2 separate regions of the Mus musculus genome follow, and region 2 is linked to region 1. Evidence: chromatin contacts called from ENCODE Hi-C or POLR2A ChIA-PET data. All regions are on one chromosome and are shown on one strand. Each heading gives the region's core, a stretch centred on a gene start or an enhancer-like site at or near the end of the contact. The rest is flanking DNA. Distances are from core to core; before and after follow the strand shown.

Evidence for each region. A loop is a pair of places that touch in the nucleus more often than their neighbours do. ChIA-PET counts read pairs that join two places held with the same protein, here RNA polymerase II (POLR2A).
Region 2: a map of heart shows a loop between it and region 1 (5-fold over the local background). The contact joins the enhancer-like site here to the promoter of Stk24 in region 1. A Hi-C loop is called at or near these places in 10 of 37 maps with a recorded cell type or tissue (CH12.LX, T-helper 17 cell, adrenal gland and 3 more). POLR2A ChIA-PET finds 5 or more read pairs at or near these places in 1 of 5 experiments (Patski).

What each region holds. Positions count from the first base shown.
Region 1 is chr14:121,375,897-121,382,395 of GRCm38, reverse strand. It overlaps Stk24 (serine/threonine kinase 24), which reads left to right and starts at 3,166. Exons shown (of 11, transcript NM_145465.2): 1 at 3,166-3,498. The coding sequence starts at 3,457.
Region 2 is chr14:121,420,202-121,426,700 of GRCm38, reverse strand. No RefSeq gene overlaps it. Among named protein-coding and RNA genes, the nearest start is that of Gm33299, 33 kb to the left of the region's middle. Within about 2 kb of position 3,185, at least 1 of the 3 ENCODE cell types and tissues checked has a DNase peak (open chromatin) inside an H3K27ac peak, as active enhancers do; it is heart, where a contact is called at or near this core.

The sequences.
Region 1 (6,499 bases), core at 1,917-4,416:
CAAGTTTTGTATTGTACACTTCCAAAATTAGAATCTAGTGACACTGGTCTGTAGGATGGCATTAGGGAAGCACCCAGGGTCCAGTGTTTGCATGCCCAAGCCTGTACTGTAGGCTTGACATGTAGTTGTTATTTAAAACAGGTATGAGTGAATGTGTGAATGAACGAATGAATGAATGAATATAATTAGCCATTGGGCAGGATCTGATTCTGCACTTTTGTCCTGTCAATCATCTTTGCTCTGGGAAAACAAGGAAAGGAGGGATCAACTGGCCTAGGAATGTTGGGTAATACCAATAAAGGATGCAGCCGAACCAGTAACTCCTGTGTGACTTCCTCTCTTTCCACAGGCACAGTACTCAACACGGTCTAAGAAGTAAAGTTCACCCAGTGAGGGAACAAGAAGGGTAAGAGGAAGGAGAGAGCTTCAGTCAGCGAGGGAACAAGAAGGGTACGAGGAAGGAGAGAGCCAGCTCCCAAAAGCCAGTCGCGGTGTCCGGATAACTCAGTTCCTGTTGGAAGTGACAAGTTCTGATCCTCATCTGTGTTGGGGTACAAAAGGAGATGTTGTGTTAGGGTATAAAAGGAGATACTGATTAGCTTTGTAAATTATGTCATGTTGCACTTCAGTCTCTGTGGCCTCGATACTGAAAATTAGCTCAACAAAGCCAGTTACAAGTTTTCTGTAGTTTATTGGTCAAAGAACAGTTCTCCAACACTTCTGATTGTCCCCTTTCTCTTCGTCCTCAGTCATGCTATTGGTTTGACTGTGCTGATCCTAAGCACACATTTTAGCATGGTGTCTTCATAGGTGGAGGTTAGCAGAGACTGAAGAAACCATTTTTAAGTCCAGGAATAATAATCACTGCTAAATCCTGGTGTATAGCTGGACTTTTTTTTCTGTGCATAGATGTATAATTCCAGTAGCTTGTGATCAGTCTACCCTTTTTATTTTTTATTTACCTATTTATTATTTTTGGTCTCACCTAGCCCAGATTGGTCTGTATCTCAGTATGTAGGAGAAACTGGCCTTGAACTCCTGATTTTCCTGTTTCTACCTCCTAGTGTTAGGACTTCAGATTACATATTATTGTTTTGTATCCTATATTTTCCTGACACTATGTAATAAAACTATCTTTCTACATTACTGCATTAGTTACATCTCCCTAGCTGCTGTGACAAAGCACCAGGACAAAGGCAGCTTTTATAACAAAGTATCTATTTGGGTGAATTGCTCCAGAGGGTCTAGAGTCAGTGGTGGCAGGGGAGCTTGGCAGGCATGACAGCAGCATAGGAAGTTGATTGCTCAGGTCTTGAACCATAAGCACCAAGCATAGAGAAGAGCACTGGGCAAGGCTTTGAAACATCAAAGCTCACCATCACTCCCACCAGGAATTCTTCCTCCAGCAAGGCTGGGTTGCTTATACCTCCCCAAATAGCACTCACCCACTGGGGAGCAAGTGTTCAGATACATGAGCCTCTGAGGGACATTATCACAATTACTAAACATGACCTACTAAAATATCTTTTCTTCTTTTTTTTTTTTGGGGGGGGGGTCATGTTCTTTAGAAAGTGTCTCCCTGTATAACCCTGGTTGTCCTGGAACTATATAGACCAGGCTGGCCTTGAACTCACAGAGATCTGCCCGCTTCTGCCTCCCAAATGCTGGGGTTAAAGGCTTGTGCCACCACACCTGGTGAAGTAGTAGTAGTAAGAAAGTACTCTTTATGTAATCAGACATTTCCAAGGCTGAAAGTCGCTGCCTCTTGGTAGAGACTCCTGTATTTCTGGTCATTCTTTCATGTTATTCTAGGTAGAATTTGAGGTTGAATAATATATGCCTTTTCAAGATTCATGGTCTTGATCATTTTCCCTTGTATTCATTAAGTACTCCATTTTTTTTTCTTTTCTTTTTAGGTTTCTTCTGCTTAGGGAACACATAAACTCTTGGTTATATGGGTTCATACTTTTAATGTTTTCAGTTTACTCTTTAGAAGTGGCAACGCATCTCAGTCAGGTGACCAGGAGTAATCATGCAAGCCTTCTAATACATCTTAGCATCCTGGAGGTCTCCTAGGCTAGGTTTCCAAAGGGTATTCGGCTTACTTTAACTTCTGATGCAGGACCCAGAGGGAGCCTGTGTTCTTGGAATACAAGGACACCTCAGAGAATAATCTCTTCTCTACCTTAGTCGAGGATTTATGCGTCCTCTATTTCTGAACTCTTGGGGACTCATTTTGTATGGTTAACCTTGCACAGCTGTGGGGCAAAGCGGGCACTCCTGAATGAGGCCTCAGGGTCCCTATGGCGAGAGACACAGCGATTCTGACTCTTAGACCACTTCCTATTTGCCACTTGTAAATAAAGTACTTCCTGGAACCGCATGGATTCACTCCATCCTTCCTTGTTTGCTGCAGAAGCGGCAGCTTAGGAGGAGGGCAGAGCTGGTGCCCAGAGAGGGCCTACGGCCTTAGGAGCAGTGAAGCGAGGGGAGGGCTGGGTAAGAGTCGGGACGCGGTTTCCTTCTATTGTCTTCCCTTCCTCCAGCACCCCTCCGCACCCCACTTTTCCCTTCTTGTGCGCAGCGCAGAGATGGCGGGGCCCAGCCCTTCCTCTGTCCAGCTAAGTTTCCACAGCCGGCGGCCCAGGCGAGGCTGAGTTCAGTACCCAAGGCAGTGCACACAAACCGCCCTCTCTACCCTTGGGGTTTCTTCCTTGATCTGGCTGGAAACTTCGTACAGTGAGGACGCTCCGGCCGGGGCTTTTGGAATAGGCCCCAGGCTAGGCCCCTCTGGGGACACCCCGAGTGCAGACTCTGGCCTCTGGAGGGCCAGGGCGGGTGGAGAGGGAAGGGTAGGAGTGGGCGGTGCTCTTCGCTCCCCCAAACTCAGCTCTCTTCCGCGCGCGAGGCCCACCCCGCGGTTCCGAAGGACCCCGGCGCACAGCACCCGAGAGCGCCCGCCTGCCCGCCGGGCCCCGGGGACCCCGCCTGCGCGCCCGCAGGGAGGCGCGACTGCGGCCTAGGGCGCCCGGCGGCTCCTCCCCTCCCCCTCCCCCTCCCGGAAGCGCGGGGCGGGGTCCCCGGCCGGGCCGCGGGGGCGGGCGCGGGGGCCGGGCCGGGGCGGGGCGCGGCGGACTGTGCGCGCCCACTCGGCTCCAGGCGGCCAGCGCTCGCGGGCCCAGGCCGCCCGGCTCGACCTGAGCACCGCGGCGGCGCAGCGACGGGATCCCTGGAGAAGCAGCCGCAGTCTCGAGACGTCCCCCGCGCCCCCCACTGCCCGCCCCAGGCTCAGTGTATGGGGCCGCGGCCCGCCAACCTTCGTTGAGACCGTCCCCGGGGTGCGGTGGCCTCGGGCTCCAGAGCCCGCCCCGCCACCCGAGGGCTGCGCGCGGCCCCGGGCCTGCTCGCCGCGCGGCTCCGCGCGTCCCGGGCCAGGAAGTGGCGGCGCCGAGCGCCATGGCCCACTCCCCGGTGCAGTCGGGCCTGCCGGGCATGCAGGTAGGTTGGGGTGGCCCGGTCGGGCTGCGGCCAGGGCGGAAGCGGGCAACTTGGCGGTGTCAACACGCCCCCCCTCCCCCCAACCAGCCGGGCCCGCTTCTCCGGGATCTTCGCCGACTCGGGCGGCGGGGATCTCGGGTGTATGCACGTGGAGGGGCTTTGGGGTCTGCGGCCTGGGGCCGAGGTGGGGTGCAGGAGCTTTGCGCTCCCCAAGTCCGACGCGCAGGCCGAGCGCCCATCCCGGGCAGGAGTCTGAACTAGTGTCCTTGGAGGCCCCGCTTTGGTGCCTGGGCCCTATGTGGGCCTGGGACAGGGATAGCGGCACTCTGGGGTCCGTCCTCAGTTAGCAAAAGTCCCTCCCCAGACCCCTCAAGCGGGAGACCCGAGCGCAGGGCGGGAGCGCGCCCCGGCTGGTCACAGTCCGGGCGGGCCGCAGGGCGGGGTGCAGGAAGATGTAACCTCGCATCGGAGCCTGTAGTTCTGGTGCGGAAAGTGCGAGGTTGCAAACTCGGGAGGCGGAACCCACACCTCCGCGAGCGCCCTGGTGTGCAGAGCCCAGGTTCATCCCTCGGGTGCCAGGACTCCGCTGCTGGACTTTCACTTTGAGACCGGTTGGCATCCAGAGGAACTGTGTGCTAGCGGGCTTCTTGGTGCACACTTTGTATCTTCTTAGCCTGCCAGTGACTTTTTCTTCGGAGGGGAAGGGGGCGGTGAGGGGACGGAGTTGAATTTCAAGTTTATATGGATGCACGAACTTTTTTTTTGCTATTGAGGATGGTTTTCTGCACTTTGAAAAACAATCACTTGTCTGTTCAAACTTGTAAAGTTTGTGAGCGTATATAATAAATACAGACATAATGATTGCGATTAAGATAGCAAGACCAGTCAAAGTTTTGCTTTCCCAAGGAAGTGAACGGAAGAGTTTTGCTTAAAAAAAAACAAACAAAAATCAACAACAACAAAAAAAAAACAAAACACCTCAGAATATCCAAGGTTATCAGTTTATAGATGCAGCAGGCGCCTTCTCTCTGGCTTCAGGGTTGAGCCGCATGGACCTTGCTTGCCTCTTACTGCTTCTGCCACTTCTGAAAATAGTTCCTATCCCTCTTTTCTTCTTCTTTTTTCTTTCCATACCACGTAAGGAAAATGGTTTTCTTGGCCCCGGTTTTGAACTCTGGAAAAATAGGAATTCAAAGTTACCACTTCAGTGGCCACTAGAACTTGAGTCATTTTTAAGGGATAATAAAGTTGGAATTGAGAAGTGTCACTGGAAAAGTGCTCTCAAAGTATTCCTGAGTCTCACCTTGCCTGCGTTCTAAAACTTGATGGTGCTGGCCGCTAGTTGAAAGTCACCCCAGGCCTCCTGCAACTCTTGCCTTGGTTTGACTTCAGAGACAAGACATCAGGGTCAACTGGGTGACAGTTTCTTACCTGTGGCCAGAAGGACCTCGTGGCACATTTCTTCACGTTTTCTTCATTCTGGCTGCTATAGTGATTTACCTGGCTCCACCCTGAAGCCTCTTCACTAGCCCCAACCTTTGTAAAAGAAAGTGTTTGAAAAGATACTTAATGTGGCAGTGTGTGGGGTCAGTACCAAGTGGTTCCCAGCTGGATTCTGCTTCTGTTTGTTTTAAAGAATGGGCCAAAAAATCTTCATTTTGGGAAAAAGAAAAATTCAATAACTTTACCCAAAAAGTGTATTTCATACGTGTTCTTGAAAGGAAGATGTTTTAATTTTGCTTTTTGGTGTGAAGACGATAACCTTTTTTTACTAGTATTAATTTTTTTTGTCTGTTCTGGTTCCTCAGAGGAGGAAAAGTGGCTTCCCACAGTCGTACCCGCCCCTGTGTATGTCTTCAAACCATATGATACATTTTTGGTGTATTATTGGAGACTGTTCCTTCCTTCCCTTCCCTCCAGAAAAGAAAAACCAGCGCGTTTATTTTCAACTTGGAGTCAGGAGCTGCAGCTCCCTGGGAGCTGTTTTGAGGATTACATGAAAGGCAGATCTGGCCTTGACTCTTTCTAGGGTAAAACTGGAGAGGAAGAGAGAGGCATTCCCTATTGCTGCTGTGCTTATGAACTCCCTGTCCGTCCTGGCTCGGGTTTAGGAGGAACTGGGTTAGTTTGACAAGTCGGGTGTGGTAGTGGCTGTCTTCAATCCCAACGCTCAGGAGGTGGAGGCCTCCTGGATCTCTGTCAGTTCAAGGCCAGCCTGGGTTATCTTAGAGAGTTCAAGGCCAGCCTGGGTTATCTTAGAGAGTTCTAGGCCAGCCAAGGTTAATGCTGAGACACTGTCTCAGAAGAAGTGCACAAAGTTTGGCAAGGCAGAAGTGCAGATTCAGACAGCCCGAGGGAAAAAAAAGCAGAATTCAGGAATGCTTTAGAATAAAGACTTTATGGCCTGTAATCACTTTATATCTGTTGACTATTACTGGTACTGATGAAGAGAAGATACCGTTTTATAGCTTTGTGAATGAGAGAGTATTTGAACGGACCAAGGTAAGGTAGCATTTTAGATGACATACAGTGATTAGAACCCAGGTCTTCGCCCTGCCTTTGCAAATAATATATATCATTTTGTTTTAGATTGTGTTTGCTGAAGAAAGAAATATAAGATGAATGATTTTTTCACTCAGTGGCTGTGATTGATTGACGACTCTAATGATCTTTGGTGAGGAGTTGAAGGCTGTATACCTGACTGTTTTGATGAGGTTTTCTAAGGATTTTCTTTCCTCTTTGGGTTATTTTGTAGTCTGTGAGAGAACTAGAAAGTAAGACCCGGCCAGGTGCCTTTAGTCCCAGGACACAGAGCCAGGCAGATCTCGGAGTTCGAGGATAGCCTGGTTGGTCTTTGGAGTGTAGCTGTCTTGAAAAAACACGTTCTGAGCTGACTGCAGTAGATGAGTGTGGCTGTTATGTCCTTCCTGCCTTCTTCAGGAACATTCACTGTTTTGCCATGTTGGTTCCAGTGAAAAAAGTTTAGTTGGAGGTGGGAGGG
Region 2 (6,499 bases), core at 1,936-4,435, 44 kb before region 1:
CCATCTCTCCAGACCCCACTTACTCCCGATTTTAATTATAAAACAGAACCTTTTTATTTGTAAAGGAGAAAATGGTAACAGTGGGGGCTGGAGAGATAACTCAGTCAACAAAGGGCTTGTCTGTCGGGCATGAGGACCCAAGTTCAATCCCCAGCATCCATGTAAACATTGGGTATGACAATGCATGCCTAAAAGTCCAGTGCTGGAGAGTCAGGAGTAGGAGGGCCCTTGGGACTCACTGGTCAGCCAGTTTAGCCTAATAAGATGATCTGGAGAGCAGTGAAAAATCTGTTCCCAAGAAGTGAATGGTGTTCCTGAGGGTAGTACCTGAGGTTGTCCTCTGGCTTATACACACCCCTGCACACATGCAAATACACACATGAACATATGCACCCCTGTCATGTGCACACATGTATGCACTCACATGTATGTTGGCATACATAACACTGTTTGGAGTCTGACCCTGGGGGAGGTGGGAAGGGACCCAAGGGACAGAGGTGCCTGCTTTACATATCAAAGCAGACCTGGCCTCCAGGTTCTCCCAGCATCCCTCAGTCCCTACATGTTATATGCTGCCCCCAACCTTGAACTTGAGCTCAGGGACTGGGCTGGCCTTCCTCCAGAGAGTCTTCCCTATATAGTCCAGACATTCTGGCCTCTCTCTCTTTGCATTCACTTTCTCTCTTTCTTTTCTCCCTCCTCCCAACCCCTACGGGAACTCCCCTGGCAGTCTGGTGCCATGGAGTCAGCTCTGCAAAGGTTCCAGCAGCTGAGGGAGGGGCCAGGGTGAGAGTGGAGCTTAGAGCCCAGGGCTAGTCTGAGAGCAAGAACACTTCCTTTTGTTTTGTGACCCAAGGACAGAGAACAACATTGACTTTGATATTCTCAGGATATTCTGCTTTTGAGATTCTCCTTCAGTCTTTCTTTTAGACAGGGCCAAGGCCGGCTTTGAGCACAGAGATGCACCTACCTGTACCCGACTGTCCTGGGATTAAAGGTGTACATCACCACACCTGGCAGGAAAAACAGCCTTGTGACTATTGATTTATGTTGAAGCTCCCGTGTCCTGGCCCACTTCCATGGTTCAAAAGGTCCTCCCAGGCTGGCAAGATGATGGCTCAGCAGGTTAAAGAGCTTGCTGCGTGAGCCTGACAGCCTGAGGCCAGTCCCATGCAGTGGTGGGAAGAACCGGTTCCTCCAAGTAGTCCTCTGACCTTCTAGCCACTTACACACAGCATGTGTGCACCCCAGTACACATCACACACAGTATGCATGCCCCCCAGTACACATCACACACAGTACTCATGTACCCCAGTACATATCACACACAGGATGCATGCACCCCAGTTCACATGCATACCTCACATGCACCCCAGTACACATCCCACATAGCATGCATGTACCCCTGTACACATCACACATAGCATGTATACACCCCAGTACACATCACACACAGCATGCATGCACCCCAGTACACATGCATACCTCACATGCACCCCAGTACACATCACATACAGCATGCGTGCACCCCAGTACATATCACACACAGGATGCATGCACCCCAGTTCACATGCATACCTCACATGCACCCCAGTACACATCACACACAGCATAATGCACCCCAGTACACATCATGCATAGCTCACATGCACCCCAATACACATCACACACAGCGTGCATGTATCCCAGTACACATCCCACATGTCTCTCATGCACCCCTGTACACATCACAATACACACACACACACACACACATCACACGCACGCACTAGTTTTAAAGTCTTAAAGTCTTTCTCTATTCCCTCACAAGTTTCCTTACTACTTTGTTTTCTTCATTAGTAAACAGTCGAGAGTCCTTAGCTGGGCTGTTGAGACAAAAATCCTTTCACTGAAGGAGAGAAAAGAAAAGATTACACTTCAGGAAGACCTTCTCTGTCTTGGCATCAATGCTACCATTGGCTGGGGATTAGACAAGGCTTTAGGGAGCATGACTGCTGTGAACCTCTGTGGCCAAAGACCCCCTCACACTAAACACCTGGTTAAGAGCTGGTTTCTGAAAGACACCCCCCCCCCCCGGAAGCTATGTGGCCTTCTCTTACCTAGAGGTCACCAGGGACTTAACAATAAGGTTCTGAAAACTCAGACTCCCTTGAGGGTGAACAGAACTTTCACAGGTTTCACTGGCCAAAAGGTTTATTTATTTACAGTAAAAGCAGACTGTCTTCATTCTCACATGTCAACAGAAGAGCACTTCTTTGAAGAAACAGGCCAAGATCAGAATTGCACAGTTAATATAAAATTAAAGCATAGAAGCTAGATATTGTAAGAACTATTCCTGCCAGGCAATGGTCAATTAACAAATTCCCATTTTCTACTATCTAGTAGTAGAATTTTTTTTTTTTTTTTGAGACAGGGTCTCATATAGCCCAGGCTGGCCCCAAACTCACTAGGTAGGCAAGGATGATTTTGAACTCTCGACCCTTCTCCCTCCACTTCACAAGTGCTGGGTTACAGCCATACACTATCTCCACACGGCTCCCGCAGACTCAAGAGATGAGCAAAGGCCAGATAGGATTCTGTGGAATAGGATTCCGGGCAAGAGAAAAGGCGAAGAGGGCTGGTGTGACGATCTGTCTCAGGCTGGCTTTTAACACCCCTGACTCTATGAAATTGCACCTGTTTCCCATAGGCTGGTACTCCAGAGAGTGGCAATCCTGACACTCTTCCCAGTTCTCATCCCATGAGATCCAGGTAAAGCCTTATCTGGTAAATACCCTGGGGCAGCAAATAGCCTGTAATTTTCCAACTCTTAGACCAGCAGGTGCCTAGCTTGGGGGAGGACCCTTGAGCCTCCTGCTTGTCTGTGACCTTTGCTGAGTTCTAATCTCACCTCACACAGAACCTCTTTTCCTCAACCCATCCCCAGGCTTTGACCAAGTCCTTGATCTTCCTCTTCATTATGGGTCAAGCCATCCGAGCCAATGCTTGGAATGAAGCCCAGGGAAACATTGTATCTCCGTGGTTCTTTTGGTGGAGTTTGTGTCAATCAATCAGTTGCACTTCCTTGTTTCAGCTTGGACAGCTTCCAAATAATTTCTGATAACTTCTCGTAGGCAGGCCCTGCTGCCAATTTCCCCCTTACCTAGAATGTAGGCTCTTTGTCTACACTCAGAGTCTCTAAGTCCATGATAGCATCAAGGACAACATCCAGAATGTAAAAGTGTGTGCAAACAGAACCTGACGAGGGCAAACTGCTGAAACTGGTTTTGTCGGAGAAGCCGGCTTTCTTGAGAATGATTGGCATGAAGAAGCCCCGAGGTGGGAATGTGCACCAGAGGAGTAACATTTTGGGGTCAAGTCTGGTTTTCCCTGTGTGTGTGTGTGTATGTGTGTGTGTGTGTGTGTGTGTGTGTGTGTGTGTGTGTGTGTGTGTTGGGTCTTTATCCAGACATTACATTTCTAGTTTGTAGGAGCTGTTGCTGTGAGTGGGTGGAGTTGTGGGACTGGCTCTGTCCTTTCATTAGACTTCCTCTGACCTTTGTAAACAGCAGCCTACAGGACTAGAGAGCGAAGCCTCCACCCTATTTTTGCTTCCCTTATCTCCAAAGCAGGCTTGCTTTCACAACTGGAGTGCTGTGGCTGTTCTGAGCTGGGTAATTCTCTTCAGGGGGAGGGTGTTCTGTGAACTACAAATTTAAGAAAATGTCTCCCCTCTACCACCAAGTGACCAGTAGCATACACCTTCCTCCTTTCTGATGACCTACATATCTAGATTCTTCTTGGACAGTGGGCGTAGGTGAAGAAACCAAGGTTGGGAACCACAAATCTAAAATCAACTTCATATTTCCGAGTGAATGAAGGAAGTGGGGGAGGGGAAGCAGACCTCAGACTGTGACTGGGTCACAGGGTATGTAAACACCTGTCATAACGAGTGGCTATATAGAAACACAGGGGCTCAAATGACCCCCTGCTATGAAACCTCAAAAACTCCATCTGTGTAGCAAACTATTGATATGTTTGTGTAGAATTCACATCCACAGTGTTCACTCGGACGAAACAAGAGTTTGAAAAACTTCCATATTAACTCAATTTGTCCTTTGGCGATTTCTTACAACTATGTATGTGCATATACATATTTTATCCACATTTATAATGCATTCTGATTACTCTGACTCTCCGCCCTCCTGGTTCCCCTCCCCTCCTTCTCAGTCTCCTCCTCCCTACAGATCTTTCCTCACATTGATCTTGCTGTTTTATATTATGACCCGGTTTAACCAAGCTGTTCTGTGTGACCATAGGCTGGGACTTCAGCCTACCACCGAAGGCTGGTAGGCTCAGCAGCAGGACACAACTGAAGACCCAGGCTTACCCTTCACCTAGAATCCATGAGTGGCCAGTAGTTTAGAAGGGAGGGGTAAGAGCCCCGTGCCCCGCCCCCCACCCGGGATTGACTTAACAGGGTCTTGTGTTGGCCCTGTACATGTATGTCACCACAGCTGCTGTGAGTTCATGGTTACAGTATCTGGCTCTCCCATTCTTCCTGCCCTCTTTTGCAATGTCATCCAGAAAAAACAAAAAACATTTTAAATAGAATATCATGTTGGGCAAGCTCTCTACATGGAGCCACAATCTCTGTTCTTGATTTTTTTTTTTTTAGATGCTGAGTTGCCAACAGTAAGTAAGAGACATAAGTCAGAGACAGTTCCTCAGTAGCCTGAGAGGTAGTTCTCAGAGACCACTACTGAGGATAAAGCAGAACTCTGGACCTCACTGCAGAAAAGAATCCCAGGAAACATCAGTACGAGGCAGAATTAGGTTTATTAAGAGGATTTTAGCATCAACTTGAGTGGGGTTGTTTAGGACAAAGAGTTCCCAGGAGAGAGAGGCCACTTAAGCATCCTTACAATAGCCATGCTTATGATTTTGGCGGCTTCTAAAGTTGCATCTCAAAGGGTTGCTAAGGAACTCTTCAGTAAATGGGAACATGAGGTGGTAGGGTGGTTCCTGTGTGGGCTGGGTGGGCCAAGGATGCGGTAAGAGTTCTAGGTCACAAGAACTGCACGGGAAGTTATTTTTTTTTTAAAGATTTATTTTTATTCAGCTGGAGAGATGCTAGCACAGTTAAGAGCATTTTCTGTTCTTGCAGAGGACCTGAGTTCTGTTCCCAATAAGGATGTCTGGCAGCTCACAATATCTATAACACCAGGGGATCTGACTGGTGTGGAAACTTCTAGTTTCTTTGGAAAGTTAGTTATGTCAAATGGTGTTTTTCTGGGGAACACGGTTGAAAGGATGTTTGGATATAGCAGACATGTAAACAGAGGCTTGATGAAAGAGTATAAATATGACCCCACAGACAGTGGGGACAAGCACTGAGCCTTGGTTTGGTTTGCTCCAAGTTGCTGGTCTTCGATTATGACGCACATGTATTGGTTCGCCTTACTTAGCATTGTTGAGCTCAACTTGTGATAACTCCGACATTGAGAGAAACTCAAAAGAATTCCTCATGAGGTTCCTGTGGCAGTTTGCCACTTGTGCAGCCTCACCTCAGGCTAATTGGCGAGCCTTGCAGTTCCTTCAAGATTGAACTACAGCTGCCGGTTCATGCCTGACGTCTACTTGCTGAAAGGACTGGACTGCAGCTGCTTGGTTCGTGTGTGCCGTCTGCCTGCCTAGAGGGCTGGTCTGTAGCTGCTTAGTCCTATTTGGTGTTTGCTGTTGGACTGAACTGCTGCCAGAGAAGATTGAGCTGGCCCCCAAAGAACAATGCTAAACAGTCCATGCTCCCCATATCCTAATAACTTTTCTCTTCCACTACCTCTGCTGGGTGGTAGGCTACAGGAGAGTTTGAACCCTTAAAAGTAGGGTGCCAAAAAATTTATGCCTACATCAGACACCATCTTCTATACACACACATGTGCACATATACCACACAGAGGCACTCGTATAGATTAAAAAAGGGTAAAATATCTTTTAAAATAATTACTTTTGGGGTTTGCTTATATGCGTTTAAATGATTGCCATGTGCCGTGTGGTGGTCCACAGAAGACAGAAGAGAATTTCAGATAACCTAGAGTTGGAGTTCACAGGTAACAGTAAGCTACCCCATGTGGCTGCTGGAACCCAAACGTGGGTTCTCTTGAAGAGCAGCAAGTGCTCTTAACTGCTGAGCCATCTTTCTAGCCTAGGGTTATTTATTTGTTTGGTTGTTTGGTTGATTTTTTTTTAAAGACAGGGTTTCTCTGTGTAGCCCTGGCTGTCCTGGAACTCACTCTGTAGACCAAGCTGGCCTGGAACTCAGAGAAATCCACCTGTCTCTGCCTCCCAAGTGCTGGGATTAAAGGCAAGAACCACCAGTGTCCAGCTCTTTTTTTTTTTTAATTGTAAGCAAAATTAAGTCATATTTGTGAGATTCTCAGAAAGAATGTGGAAAAAGAGCAAGAGCTATATGTGCTTTGGTCTCAAGCATGATTCATTGCTATTAGCATTGCTTTAAATT